2 separate regions of the Homo sapiens genome follow, and region 2 is linked to region 1. A link is an interaction called in ENCODE POLR2A ChIA-PET data of the cell type or tissue named here. Cell type or tissue: Panc1. All regions are shown on one strand.

What was found. ChIA-PET counts read pairs that join two places held together with the same protein. Peaks named below come from ENCODE experiments on the same cell type or tissue, not always from the same donor. Only the 100,000 strongest peaks of a DNase experiment are listed, where the experiment ranks them.
Region 2: POLR2A ChIA-PET joins it to region 1 with 12 read pairs; 3 of 35 experiments call an interaction of 5 or more read pairs at or near these places.

The regions. Positions count from the first base shown.
Region 1 is chr2:43,582,124-43,587,123 of GRCh38, forward strand. It overlaps THADA (THADA armadillo repeat containing), which reads right to left. Exons shown (of 38, transcript NM_022065.5): 5 at 4,731-4,879; 6 at 4,579-4,611; 7 at 4,278-4,326. Among named protein-coding and RNA genes, the nearest start is that of THADA, 11 kb to the right of the region's middle. RefSeq lists a silencer at 383-602. In Panc1, no CTCF peak of the experiment used is centred here; no DNase peak of the experiment used is centred here.
Region 2 is chr2:43,310,410-43,315,409 of GRCh38, forward strand. The region is part of intron 31 of THADA (THADA armadillo repeat containing); the gene reads right to left. Among named protein-coding and RNA genes, the nearest start is that of LINC01126, 86 kb to the left of the region's middle. In Panc1, no CTCF peak of the experiment used is centred here; no DNase peak of the experiment used is centred here; H3K27ac peaks cover 2,869 bases.

The sequences.
Region 1 (5,000 bases):
CTTAATCTACATGTCCCTCTTTCTCAGCCAATAACTAACTTCACTTCTTTTAGGGCAAAGATAAGAAATCAAGAATGAATGACAGAACTCAGTCTGGGCGAAGTGGCTCACACTTGTAATCCCAGCACTTTGGTAGGCCGAGACAGGTAGATCATTTGAGGTCTGGAGTTTGGGACCAGCTTGGCCAACATGGCGAAACCATGTCTCTAGTAAAAATACAAAAATTAGCCAGGTGTGGTGGCACATGCCCGTAATCCCAGCTACTCAGGGGGCTGAGGCAGGAGAATCGCTTGAACCCCAGAGGTGGAGGCTGCAGTGAGCCGAGATGGCACTACTGCACTCCAGCCTGGGTGAGAGAGCAAGACACCATCTTAAAAAAAAAAAAAAATGACATAACTTACAAACTTGAACACTCTCTCAACATTGATATATTTTCCCTCCCTGGCTTTTTTTTTTTTTTTTGAGACAGAGTCTCCCCCTCTGTCACCCAGGCTGGAGTGCAGTGGTGCAATCTGGGCTCACTGCAACCTCCACCTCCCGGGTTCAAGCGATTCTCCTGCCTCATCCTCCCAAGTAGCTGGGATTACAAGCAAGCCATCATGCCCAGCTGATTTTTATATTTTTAGTAGAGACAGGGGTTTCACCATGTTGGCCAGGCTGGTCTCAAACTCCTGACCTCAAGTGATCCACCTGCCTCGCCCTCCCAAAGTGCTGAGATTACAGGCGTGAACAACCATGCCCAGCCTCTCCCTGACTTCTAAAATGCCAGGCTCTCGCAGATTTTCCCCTACTTCACCAGCACTCCTTCTCGGATACCTTCACTAATTCATCCTCTTCTCCCTGATCTTTTTATGTTAGGAATGTCCAGGACTCAGTCTTTATTCCTCTTCTTTTCTCCATCTAATTCTCTCCTTTGCTGATCTCTTTTAGCTCATCAGCTTTAAATTATAATCTACATGCTGATAATTCCCAAATTTTTATCTCTAACCCAGACCTCTCTGTCTAATTCCTTTCTGGTATATCTAACTTCCTGATATTTTTACTTGGATGTCTAACAGACATCTCTAAATGAGTGAACTTATCTTCAACTCCAAATCTGCTGTACCTGCTGCATCTTTATCCTACAAAAACATTGTAATCATCCTTGCCACCTCTCCTCTCCATCTCATCTATAAGAAAATCCTGTTGGTTCTACCTTCAAAATACATCTAGAATCAGACCAACTCCACTGCTACATCTTGGCCTGAGCCACTCTCATCTCTCCCTTGGGTTATTGCCATAGCCTCCTAACTGGTCTCTCGCAGCTTCTGTCCTTACCTCTCAGTTCTCAACACAGCAAAACACAGAATAATCCTATTAAGGCAAAAGTTAGGAAAAACAACTTGGTAGTTCCTCAAAAAGTTAAATATAGAATTATCTTATGATTCCACTCCTACGTATATACCCAAAAGAGCTAAAAGCAGAGACTCAAAGATATACTTGTATATCAATGTTTATAGCAGCATTATTCACAATAGCCTAAAGGTAGAAACAGATCAAATTGTCCATCGACAGATTGATTAACATGTGGTCTAAACATACAATGGGATATTATTCGGCCACAAAAAGGAATGAAATTCTGATATATGCTACAAACGTGGAAGACCCTCGAAAACACGCCTGTAATCCCAGCACTTTGGGGGACTGGGGCAGGGGGACTGCTTGCGCTTAAGAGTTTGAAACCAGCCAGGGCAACACGGTAAAACCATATTTCTACCAAAAATATAAAAAACAGGGCATAGTGGCGGACGTCTGTGGGCCCAGCTACTCCAGAGGCTGAGGTGGAAGGATCACTTGGGCTTGGGAGGCAGAGATTGCAGTGAGCCAAAATCCTGCACTCCAGCTTGGGTGACAGAGCCAGAGCTTGTCTCAATTAAAAAAAAAAAAAAAAAAAAAAGGAAAAATAAATGAAATAAGCCTGACACAAAAGGACAAATCCTACATGATTCATAAGAATCACCTAGAATAGGCAAATTCAAAAAGACAGGAAGTAGAATAGAGGTTACCTGGGGCTACAGGAAAAGACTTTTTTAAAAAAATAAATTTTCCTTTCTTTTGGACGCCCTGAATTTGAGGTACCTGTAAAACATCCAAGCTGAGATGTCCACAAGTTAACTGTCAACTGATGTCCATCAGTCTACCACTCAGGAAAGAGATCTAACTTGGAGTAATAAATTTGGGAATCCTGAGTACATAGGTGGTGGCTGACACCAAAGTGGACATTATTAAGCAGTTCAAACGAACAAAATAAAAAGGACAGAACCCACCTTTACACGATGAGCATAAAAAGAAGAGCCAAAAAGGAGAAAAAGAGACAAAGAGCTCCTGCTGTGGAAAAAGGCTACCCTGAGTGAAAGAAGATGTACAGGTATTATTTCTCCTCTCTCCCAGAACCTCCTCAAACCAACAGCCATGGGATTGAAAACGTAAAAAGATAAATTCTTAAAGGCAACCAATATGCAACAAGACAATAACAATAGTATTTCAGAAGCTGCAAAGCAGATGGATGAGTGATAACTGACAGCAGAATCAAGAAAAGTGGATACTAAGCCAGGGAACAAGCCCAGAAGCCATTTGATTTGTAGTCCCAAATGGCTCAGAAACTGTTGGCACTAGGTACTCCTTGATGTGGAGGTAAATAAAGGATTGAAGACAGGAAGACTGAATACCTCCGAGCCAGCAGACAACTTGTTTATCTTTAGAAAAGGTAAAACAGGTGTTTGGAAAGGAAGATAGCACACACAGATAAGGCAGCAACATATTACAAAAAGGAGAATTAGGTAAATACATGCACAGTGCACGCCAAATACTGAGACCTCAGCCTTCTTCCCTCACTCAGCAACCAGAATATTAAGACAATGGTTTGGAAGAGTCTTCCGTGGCAAATCCAGTACCTAAGCAAAAAGATTTAAACGTACTGACATCTTTAGGTTTCCCCAAGGAAGAGTTACCCCAAGAAAGAGCTCAGCTAGACTAGCCTACAATAAAACCTGCAGTCAACTCCACTCAATAGGCGCAGACATTCAAATCAATCCTTGGTGTCCCGTTATTAAACATGACTACCCTGGCTGGGCACAGTGGCTCACACCTATAATCCTAGCACTTTGGGAGCCAAGGAGGGAGGATCACTTGAGCCAATGAGTTCAAGACTAGCCTGGGCATTATAGTGAGACCTCATTCCTACAAAAAAAAAAAAAAAAAAAAAATTAGCCAAGCATGGTGGCGGGCACCTGTAGTCCCAGCTACTTGGGAGACTGAGGTGGGAGTATCACTTGAACCCAGGGAGGTAGAGGTGCAGTGAGCCAAGATTGTACCACTGTACTCAAGCCTGGGTAACAGAATGAGACCCTGTCACAAAGAAAAAAAAATGTAGATAGATAGATAGATAGATAGATAGATAGATAGATAGATAGATAGAAAGAAATACATAATTGCCCAGCCAAGGATCACCAGACTTCTGAGGAAAGCTTCTAATAAGAAATATACTGAACAAAACCAGCAAACAGAAAAAAGCAACTTGGAAGAAACAAAGACTATGTAAAGATGATAAAAAACAAAAAAACTATCATGAATATATCCTCAGAGAAGTAACAGAGGATATTTCACTCACAAAATAAAACAGGATGCTATGAAAAAGGAACACACTCAGGTGAGGAAAAGAGTTCTTTCACTTATTCTCATAACAATTTATTAAATTTTTAATTTTTCATTTAAATATTTTAATAAAGTTCAAATATAAAAACTTTGAATTTATTAAAATTAAATATCAAACCTCTAAAAAAAATTTTAAATAATTGGGTCTAATATTAATGGAGAAAGGGGCTGGGCATAGTGACTAACGCCTGTAATCTCAACACTTCGGGAGGCTAAAGCGGGCACATTACTTCAGTCCAGTAGTTTAAGACCAGCCTGGGCAACATAGTGAGACTCTGTCTCCAAAAAAATAAAAAAAACTATCTGGGTGTGGTGGTGCATGCCTGTAGTCCCAGCTACGTGGGAAGCTGAGGTGATACAAACACTTGAGCCCAGGAGGTTGAGGCTGCAGCGAGCTATGATCACACCACTGCACTACAGCCTGGGTGACACAGCAAGACCCCATCTCAAAAAAAATATAAAAGTGATAATATTAATGAAAAGGGATGAAAAGATCACATTCTGAGACTTTTAAATTTTTCTTTGTACAAAGATAATGTACAACTGCAAGTGTGCACACACAAATGCCAACATATAGCACTTGCCTATTTTCTTCCAGGATTTCAATTAAACTCTTCTGCAGAAAATGAAGCACTGAAACAAAAAGAATATGACAAATAAGAATTTAAAACTGTGAAGCTCAATTTCAATAAAATAAAATATTTTATATCACTGTTATCCAAAATGATATCATGATATGGAAACAAAAATTTAAAAGGAAGGGTCATGATGTACCTAAGTTATCTACAATGCTCTACCTATTACCAAGAAACTTAAAAGAGCCAGTTCCAAAATGACTCATACAAGCCATCAACTCATGGAACAAAATAAAATAATAGGACTTACCATTTTTAAGCAGATTATTAACACTTGCTCTACCTGTAGAGGAAAAAATGAACACTGGTAAGGAGTTTCACGACCAAAATCAATGTCATTTAAAAACTATGATGTGATGAGAGGGGTTAGCCAGAAAAAGGACTAGAAAAGTGCAGCCTTACCCAAGTTAAAGTTCTCCATACAGGAAGAAATATTGTCAGTAACTTTCCTGTAAGAGTATAAGTCAGTAGTATTCAATTCTTCCTGAAGACGAGAAGTAAAACGGTGCATAGCCTCAGGTAGAAAAAAATCAGGCAGGCTATTTAGTGAGCTAGAAAAAGAAACAAATATTAAAAATCTGACAATCTAATAGCCCCAGAATATGTGGAGAGGGAAGAGAATCATACAAATGTGGGAATACTGAACTAAATCTTCAAAATACAGCCAGAAAA
Region 2 (5,000 bases), 270 kb before region 1:
ACAATTAAGAATCGAGAAACAAACCCCTAATTTATGGTCAACTGACTTTTTGACAAGGGTGCCATGACAATTCAATGGGGAAAGGATAGTCTTTTTGAAATACAGTGCTAGGACAAATGGATAGTCACATATGCCAAAGGAATGAGGCTGAATCTGTACCTCCTATCAGATATAAAAATTAACTCAACATGGATCATAAACTTATGAACTAAAACTGTAAAACTTCCAGAGGAAAACATGGGTGCAAATCTTTGTGACTTTGGATTAGGCAATTATTTTAGACATGAAATCAAATGCACAAGCAATAAAAAACAGATACAATGGACTTCAAAACTAAAAACTTTTGTCCATCAAAGGATATTATGAAGACAGTAAAAATCCACAGAAAGGGAGAAAATATTTGCAAACTGTGTGTCTTATAAGGGATTAATATCTTGGACATAAAAAGAACCCTTACAACTTGAGAATAAAAAGAGAAATAACTCGGCTGGGCGCGGTGGCTCACGCCTGTAATCCCAGCACTTTGGGAGGCTGAGGCAGGCAGATCACCTGAGGTAGCGAGTTCGACACCAGCCTGGTTAACATGGTGAACTCCTGTCTCTACTAAAAATACAAAATTAGCCAGGTGTGGTGGCACATGCCTGTAATCCCAGCTACTTGGGAGGCTGAGGCAGGAGAATCGCTTGAAACCGGGAGGCGGAGGTTGCAGTGAACCGAGATCGTGCCATTGCACTCCAGCTTGGGCAACAAGAGCGAAACTCCGTCTCAAAAAAAAAAAAGAGACAACTCACTTAAAAATGCGCAAAGGATCTGAAGAGACCGTTCTTTGAAGATATATAAATGACCAACTAGCACTAGAAAAGATGCTCAAACTCATTAGTCATTAGGGAAATGCAAATCAAAAGCACAATTAGATCCCAGCACTAGGATGGCTATTAATAAAACAGATGGACAGTAAGAGTTGGTAAGGATATTGAGAAACTGGAAACTTCATACACTGGTGGTAAAAATGTAAGATGGTTGCAGACTCTTTGGAAACAATTTAGCAATTCTTCAAAAAGTTAAACTTAGAGTTGGCATATGGCCCAGACATTCCACTTCTAGGTAAATACCCAAGAGAATTGAAAACACAGGTCCCAGCAAAAACTTGCCCATGAATGCTCATAGCAGCATTATTCATAACAACCCAAAAGTGAAAACAACCCAAATGTCCATCAAACTGATGAATGGATAAACAAAATGTGATATCTATATACTGGAATATTATTCAGCCATAAAAAGAACAAAATGACCAACATGGATGAACCTTCAAAACATGTTAAGTGAAAGAATCCACACATGAAAGGCCACAAAGGTATGATTCCATTTACATGAAATATCTTAAATAGACTTTCAAAAACTACTTGCATAAAAATTTAACTGACATGGGCAACTACTTTCAGATTATCTGTGATGTGCAGCTGGAGCTGGGAAAGGCAGGAACAGAGAACACTGAAACCACAGATGTGGCCGGTCATGGTGGCTCATGCCTGTAATCCCAGCACTTTGGGAGGCCGAGGCAGGAGGGCTGCTTAAGCCCAGAAGTTTGAGACCAGCCTAGGCAACAAAGGGAGACCTCTCTCTACAAAATAAAAAATTAAAAACAAAAACAGAAAAACCACTAGGTTGGCATAGTGGCATGCGCCTGTGGTCCCAGCTACTCAGGAGGCTGAGGCAGGAGGATCACTTGGGCCCATGAGGTTGAGGCTGCAGCGAGCCATGACTGTGCCACTGCACTCCAGCCTGGGTGACAAAGCTGCAAAAAAAAAAAAAAAAGAAATCACAGATGTTCTGAGACCCTAGTTGTTGACTAGAACGGTATTTCACTCCTGGGATGAAAATGTGGGTAGAAGGTTTCATGACACGGTTCTGCCACAGACACAACTCTCACATTATATGAGGCCTTTAACTTTGGTCACAGAAATGGACGGTGAATAAGGAGTCAGGAAAGCTCACCCTTTTCACTAACCAGCTGTGTAACCTTGGGTAAGTCACTTAAATTGCTATGATCTCTAAACTAAATTTCTAAAGAATTGTGGGCCTCTGTACTCAGCGCAAGGTTTGGAATTAACAGAGTAAACACCACGTTAACCTAGCAATCTAATAACATACCCTATATTATTCTGACTTCTGAAAGACAGCTAGGAAACATCTGTTATTTTAGAAGCTCACTGTTCCCTGGGAAAGATAATTTTGGCACAAGCAGCAGTTCAGATGACAGTTCCAGTGTTTTGGGGAAAACCAACTAATTTATTGACAACAAAGCCTGTTTTTTTTTTTTTTTTTTCCTCCTCCTTAAAATTTCATAGCTATAGGCCCAGAAATACAAAGTCCCCAGAAGACTCTAAAAATATGTTCTCAATTCCTTTTTATTTCCCACCCAGAGCTGAGAAAACAGCACCAACTGTGTCATATTAAACACATCTGCATCCAACACTGATAAAGTGCATGACCGAGGAACAGATAAGAATTGTTTTCAATTTGTTAAAATGGAAATAGTTAAATTTAACCTAATTAGACTAAATAATCAAAGCAGGTGTTTGTAAGATGCCAGTGTTTGTTTTCATTCTCTGTAACTGTTCAGCTATATTTCCCAGGAACTTAGGTAAAGGAAATTAATATGTCATAAAAATCACTGACCTATTTATTCATGTCACATATGTATTATTCATGTTTTAGGCAGTACAAATACAGGGCATTGTTGAACATTTCTCACAGATTTTACCATTTAAGCATCATCAACATCTAAGCTGGCCTGCAGAGGGGCTTATGTTACCTAACTTCCATTATATAAATACAAGCAGTAATAAATGAGAGCCTGTCTTCTAATCGTACACTGATCTACAGAGCGCACTGACTTGGCATTTAGACTATTTAGGGTTTCTGACTCCACTTGCACAAGCTGGTCACTTTTAAGACATTTAAAAGAAAAATAATAACAATAATAAAAGTTATATTCCAGTTAAAACAAAATGTTTATTGCACTTGGCAGAGTGATGAGATCTGAACTATAAATATCAACTAACAAAGAAACCACAAAATGTAGTCACCAGCAGCCTGGTATTAGGAAGTGTTTTGTGCAGTGGCCATAGGTCCACTTTCCAAGGGAAAAAGGGCAGGTGGCTGCCCGGGAGCAGTCAAGCGTGCTCTTTCTAATAACACGCTCCAGTCCTGGGTAGGCTCTCGTATTATTCCACACACCCTCAGGATGGGAAACAGAAACACAAGCAAGAAAGGCCCCATAAAAGCCTGTGACGTGGAAGCTCCTGAAAAGGGGGTCCCTTCTCTGTGGCCTGGGCATTCTGCAGCAGGGACAGAAGCCTGGGAAGTTGAGTCCACGAAGAGGGTTCTCGGACTCCCTTCCCTAAGCGAGTGACTGATGTTTCCTGACTCTGGCCCTGGTTGTGCCGTGAGGCCACAGTGAGGGCAGCTGGAGAGCTCAGGATCTGCCACCTTAGCACACATGGGATGTTAGGCACTTCTCGCTATGCCTCAGTTTCTGTGGTCTCATGAAGGAACATTAGTACTTTCTTCATTAATGCACATAAAATGCTTGGCAGTGCTTGGCATAGAGATAGATGCTCAATAAATGTTGGCCACTATTATTATAGCCCCCTACAAACAAGGAGGATGAGATTGAAAACAATGTTTCCTAAAAATGAGGGTATAATGGGCATCCTATCCATATTTCAGGGGTAGGAAAACAGCCTTCTGAGATCATTTATATGAAGGGTATGGATGGACAAATCCTTATCAGCCTAAAATATTCCTATCTATGATTGCTATGTCATTTCTTTAGGATTAATCAATCCTCTTCATGAGTCATATTTCAATATATTACACATACACATAATTATAAAAGAACCAAGTTGCATAAAATTTATAAAATGGAGACTAGGAAAGGAAAAACCCGCTCATAAAACCCAACAAGAGAGCTTAAAATGAAAGTCTGAAAGTGCAGGTAGGTATTTGTTTAAATACTTGGTAAAAGAAAATGTTCAATTCAGTAGCTGTGACAGACACAATTTTAAGGGGTGTGGGCATAAGAGAAACAGAAAGTCCATCTGTCAAAGGGGTAAATATTTAGTCAAGTCTTAGATAGTATTTCTGTAAACAGAAATTTCAATGGAAAATTTCCAACCTGAGAGCAAATAATTTAAGATGGGTTTAATATAAGAATTAAAGCTCTCGTCTCCATGTCGCTGCCCAGCCTGAGACCCAGCCCTCTGAGTCCTTGTGGCAGTTCGGCTTTTTCTTTCTTGTTCCCTCAACTACAACTGGACACTATAATTTTCTTTCCATTCCAGCAGGAAACTGATATATACTAACGATGACAGCTGGATTCAGAAGAGGAAAAAGAACACAGGGGACAGAGAGTCCTTGTGGGTTTAAAACTCAAAACAAAACCCCCAGATTTGAAAATTTTAAAACCTAGTTAATGGCTGAGGAAACCTCAAATGATTGGGAAGCACTATGATAAAAGTTTGAATTACATAAAACACATCATTATCTTAAGCTTTTCTAATAATCTTCTCTGCCTTTCTCCTTCACTGTTTTTCTCCTTGTTTATGCCCCTAGCCCTTCAACGTGGTTCTAAGACATGTCAGAGGTAGGAACAGCCTTCCAAGGCCATTTACAGAATAGGACTGGAGAGGGGATGAGCAGATGCTCCTCCATCCAAAAAAGTTTCCCTGAAATTGTTATTACTTCATTTCCTTTGGAATAATCAATCCCTTTCAAGATTCATATTTAAATACATTTAATTTAAACATATGTATATACACATAATGAAACAGAATTATGTTTCATAAAATTAGTAAAATAGAAAATAAGAGAAGGAATCTCCCCTGTAATCCCACCATTCTAAAATAATTCCTTTTACCATAGCGCTGGCTTTCATTCTAGTCTGTTCCTCCATTCCCCACTCCCTACCTCCCAAACCCCTAATATTGATTATCAAA